2 separate regions of the Homo sapiens genome follow, and region 1 is linked to region 2. Evidence: read pairs that join two places in POLR2A ChIA-PET (ENCODE). Cell type or tissue: PC-3. All regions are shown on one strand.

Region 1 (2,500 bases), 160 kb before region 2:
TTTGCCAATTGGTCTGTCTCCCTTGGGGACTTGTGTGGAAAATGGCCCCTTCACCAACTACCACTCATCAGCACCCTACCCCAATACTATGTCCAACATCTGACTTAGGCAAACCAGGAAGCAAAGGCCAGGACTGAACTAGGATCTCATGCCTCCTGATCCTTTGCTTTCCCATATGCTAGGGGGATTGCATCGGCTGGTGATCAACCCACACTGGAACCTGAACTCCACTGAATTGAATCTAAAATTCCATGGGAGAGCGAGGTCAGGGAAACAGCAGAAAGAGCAGAGAATGTGTAGGTTTCCTGTCAGCGACAGACAAAGTGGGGTCTACCTAAGTCCCAGCTAACCTTGCAAAGCACACACACACAGGTGTTGGGCAGGCGTTGCGGCAAGACCCAAGGCTAGAAGCTAAGCAGTATTAGGAGTCTTAACTTTATTCCCCTCCTCTTACCCCCGAAACTCACAGCCCCTTATTCTTCTACATTATGTACACATTTCCATCTGAGGGGAGGTTGTATGGTGAATTCATTCTTCATAAACCTTCACAGACTCCTCAGATGACATAATCAGTTAAAAGTCAAAGTCAATCAATAGCCATACAGGAAGAGGGTTTTCTCTCCCTTCTACAGCCTTCACCCTTCTGCTGAAGTGTCATACATCTGTGAAAGGAAAAGAACATCTTGGGACCCCAAACTCACTATACCAAAGGGAAAAGTTAAGCTTGGAAGCTGGGTCACAGAACACTGTCTTTCCTTTTGTTCCTAAACAGATAGCTACAAGAGGCCATGTCTCCCCAGGTGGCCTCCCCAAGTATGGGACAAGAGGAGAGTACAAACCATCCCCACTGCCCAGCCTGAGATAAATGCATATTTGACTTCTTCCCCTATTCTGTTTATCTTTTGTAAAGTGCAGTTTTACTGAGCAGGGGACATACATAATCGACTGTTCCTCTACCCATTCCTTGCCACGTGCAACACATGGATTCAGTGAGTGTGAATCAAAGCCTCCTAAGAATGTGACCATGCTCTCCCTCTTTTTTTTGTTCTTTCCTCCTTTCTCCTCCTGCCTACTTTTCCCCTTTAAATACTGAAGCCCTCAAAATCCTCTTTGGAGAAAGTAGGGGCCATAGATCATACTGTAGCTTGTGTCTCTTTTCCCTAGTGTGTCTTCAACCTTGGCAAAATAACCTGTACATTGATTGAGACTTGGCTCAGTCTTTTGGTTTACATGTCAAAGCTGCCACATATGACATACCTAGCCTAGCAATTTATACTTAATATTTGTTCTCTGGGCTTTGGGGTAGCAGAGATAGAACAATATACTGAAGCCATTTCTCTTCAAAGAGTTTTCAAACAATTTATTTCACAGGAGAGGTGGAGAAGGCCAATCTTCTTCACACAAGTTTTATAACCCATTAAAACAGTATCTTTCTAATCCCCTCAGAGTGGAAAACAGGTAATTCTCAACCTGGAGACAAGCTCTGAAGTACAGAGCTATCACCTGCTGCAGGAGGTGTGAAGGCTCATTCTTAAAGTTTTCTCACGTTTATTTTCCATTTTCTTAGCACAGAATGTTCTTTCCAGCAAGGTCCATTAAGAGAGACCGAAATATGAATATGGCTGCATTGGATTCCAGAGGAGGACTTGATCAAATACACAGAAATAGTGGCTTCAATGATCAAGTTATTTTGCTTCTGGTCAAGTCGGATACAAGTCTGAGTTTTCTTTTCAAAGCTCCCTTATGCTGAGAGGAAGTAAGAACAGAATCAGACTGCAGTCTACAACACAAGTGCCTGAACTCCTTTTCCAAGAAGAGCTTCTGTAGAATTCCACACTGCCTTAAGCACAACCTCACTCTTTCTCTCACTCTTGGGAAAGAAAAAAGTGAAAGATGCATCCGTGTAATTGACAACCTGAGTACGATCCCAAGGTTGTTAATATATAGTTTATTATAATCATGTGGGAAGTAAGCACACAATTAGAAGTCTTTTCTATACAATCTAATGTCATTTCTGACTCTGGTATCTCATAACCAAAATGAAGCTATTTTTCCTTTGTAAGCTCCTGATGTCTTTTGTTCAAATCCCTTTAAAACATAAAGGAACCTTAAAAAGCAAACAAAGGCTGATGCACCAATAAATCGCTTATGCCCTATCTTATTTTGGTAAGTCTAGATAGGCTCTAATTATTTGGTCATAATGTAAACAGATTGTTTAGAAATAACAGATATTTGATTCATAAAGCTCACTGTTGAGGCTTTCATGATACTGGCTCTTTTAACATGAGAAGAGGCAAAACGTGAAGTTCATTGTTGCAACATAATCGATTTATACTTTGTTTTTCAAAATGTGTTGTCCCTGAGCTAGAAGGCAGGCTGGGAAGAGTGTGGGGCTCCCAGGAAAAAAGATGGTGTGGCTTCATCCAACAGTGCCATCTGCATGTTGAGGCTGGGGCTGAATACCAAACTGTGCTGAATTGCAAGGAGTTTCCCCCACACG
Region 2 (2,500 bases):
TGCGACCCTCCTCTTATCTCTGACTCACGTTCATTGTCGGGCAAATGCCCCACAACCTAAAACAGACATGGCTACCAAAGGGGGCCAAGCAGTTATGCGATGGATTAGACATGGGACCAAATGGACTTCTTTGGCCACTGTGCTCACAAAGGGGAGACATAGGAGAAGCTCAGGAAAAAATAAAGCGTTATACTCACAAGTCCTAAAGACAGGAACCATGCCAACCATACAGGGCCACATGGGAAAGACACCAGGATGGTCAACAGGCAGAAGATCATCGTGAGGGAAAGGTTCAGAGCACAGCCTCTATTGCCTTCCTGTTAAGCGAGCAGGATTCAGACACCAGGAACCCTCCGGTCCCACTGGCCACGTGCTCAGGGCTGGGTAATTTCCTCCCGCTCAAGGGTAGGAACATACCTGCGCTTAAAACTGAGGCTGCCGCACCTCCGCAGACGTAGACAACGAATTCCTGGAGCCCAAGGTCGGCCGGGGTTGGGTTCCTGTCGCCGCACGCGTGGCCCGCCCGAAACCCGCTACAAAGTAGCGGCGTGTCTGCCCTAGGGAGGCAAAGCGCAAACTTGTTACCGCGCCGGGACCTGCCCCGGGATTCTCCCAGCGGCTCCGCAGGACGCAGCGCCTGTGCCTCGCGCGGCCCTGGGACGGGCACGGCCGTCCGCCCCCTGGGCCGCCGAGGGCTGCTTTACCCCTCCGTTCTGGCCGCGGGCAGCAGAGGAGCTCGGGGCGGGCAAAGCTCGAGGGGACACGGGGCGAGCCCAGACCCTGCCTGGGAGCCCTCCCCGCCGGAGACCAAAGGGCAGAAACGCACTCACAGTGCAACTCCGAGGGATAAACTGGCCGACGATCGCCGCCAGGCCAGAAGACCAAGAAGAAGGCTCGCGGCGGGAACTGAAGTGAGCGGGGACACACGAGGGCTGGGAAGATCCTGGGTTGGGGCGGAGCGGGGCTGGGAAGATCCTGGGTTGGGGCGGGGCGGGGCACCGCAGAGCGGACAGCCGGATTCAGGCACCAGGAACCCACCGGTCCCACTGGCCAGGTGCTCCGAGCTGGGTGATTTTCTCCCGCTCAAGACTAGGAACATACCTGCGCTTTCGGCGCAGGGAAGACTCTGGGCGAGGGCGGGGCTGGGAGGAGGGCCGCGGGGCAGGCAGCCAATCCCAGGAAACTTCGGGACGAGGGCAGGACGGGGGCTGGACGGGCCCAGCCATTGGCCACCTGTGTCCACTGCCTGCCTAGGTCTGGCTTCCTAGGTCTGGCGGGTGAGACACAAGGCGAGCCTGCACGAAGCATCCTTCGAACCTCAGGTACCCTGGGCAGGAGAATCGGCTTCTTCAGGCATCCTGCTGGGCCTTGGCCCTCGTCGATCTGGTTCTCTCAGCCCCTCGGTTTCTCCCCTGGGGAGACTTCGCGATTACCCTCTCCTCCCCTTGGCGCCTAGGCTCTCAGTCACGCGACCGCCTAGAGCCCTGAGCTGCTATTTATGCCGCGTTTTTATTCACTTAGGTATTCAGCACGCCTTCATCAGGTGTGTACTCTGTGCCAGGCAATCTTCTAATCCTTAAATGGACGAAACAAAGGCCTCCCTTGGACTGACATTTTTAATGAAGAATAAAAACCCATAATGAAATATAAAAATATTAACGTTATAAGAGCTAAGGGAAAAAACATGTGTTACAACTTGAAAATACAAAAATAGGAAATCATCTTTCTCTGTGGACGAATGAAACCCCTGATTCTAAGAAACAAAGAAACAAAACTCATCATGACTGGTGTTCTGTACTCTTTGGAAAATACGTTTTACTGTAGAAATGACTAAATGCGATGAAAGACTCTTTACCAGAAGCAGTGGCTGGTTGGCGGCGCCTGTACGCCTGAGGAGCACCCTTTTTGTGTCCATGTTTGATAAAGCAGAAGAGACCTAAAGAGACAAGGGGCGGCCGGGCGCGGTGGCTCACTCCTGTAATCCCAGCACTTTGGGAGGCCGAGGCGGGCAGATCATCTGAGATCGGGAGTTCGAGACCAGCCTGACCAACATGGAGAAACCCCGTCTATACTAAAAATACACAATTAACCGGTTATAGTGGCGCATGCCTGTAATGCCAGCTACTTGGGAGGCTGAAGCAGGAAAATCGCTTGAGGCAGAGGTTGCGGTGAACCGAGACTGCGCTATTGCACTCCAGCGGGCAACAAGAGCCAAACTCTGTCTCAAAAACAAACAAACAAACAAACAAACAAAAAAAAAACCACAAGGGCCATCGCTCTGGGGCGTGGGACATATGGTCCGCAGTTGGGATACTAACTGTTGTATGGATGGGGGAGTGGTCCTCAAACCCTGGAGCTTCTCAGTCCCTGCCTCTTTCAACCTCTAAATGGGCCCACTGCTTTTCCCTTCCCACTGTTCTGCCGGCTGGAGCACCCCCAGCACCAGCAGCGCGGCTCCCACGCCTCTGGTCTGGGCTCTGCCAGCCCCACGGGTCTAAGC

What was found. ChIA-PET counts read pairs that join two places held together with the same protein. Peaks named below come from ENCODE experiments on the same cell type or tissue, not always from the same donor. Only the 100,000 strongest peaks of a DNase experiment are listed, where the experiment ranks them.
Region 1: POLR2A ChIA-PET joins it to region 2 with 13 read pairs; 4 of 35 experiments call an interaction of 5 or more read pairs at or near these places.

Annotation. Positions count from the first base shown.
Region 1 is chr4:52,589,627-52,592,126 of GRCh38, forward strand. It overlaps USP46 (ubiquitin specific peptidase 46), which reads right to left. Exons shown (of 9, transcript NM_022832.4): 9 at 1,334-2,500. Among named protein-coding and RNA genes, the nearest start is that of USP46, 68 kb to the right of the region's middle. In PC-3, no CTCF peak of the experiment used is centred here; no DNase peak of the experiment used is centred here.
Region 2 is chr4:52,750,513-52,753,012 of GRCh38, forward strand. It overlaps ERVMER34-1 (endogenous retrovirus group MER34 member 1, envelope), which reads right to left and starts at 913. Exons shown (of 3, transcript NM_001242690.2): 1 at 831-913; 2 at 418-557. LOC107986281 (a long non-coding RNA gene) reads left to right here and starts at 455. Exons shown (of 2, transcript XR_001741691.2): 1 at 455-911; 2 at 1,522-2,500. In PC-3, no CTCF peak of the experiment used is centred here; a DNase peak (open chromatin) is centred at 1,129; H3K4me3 peaks cover 1,490 bases.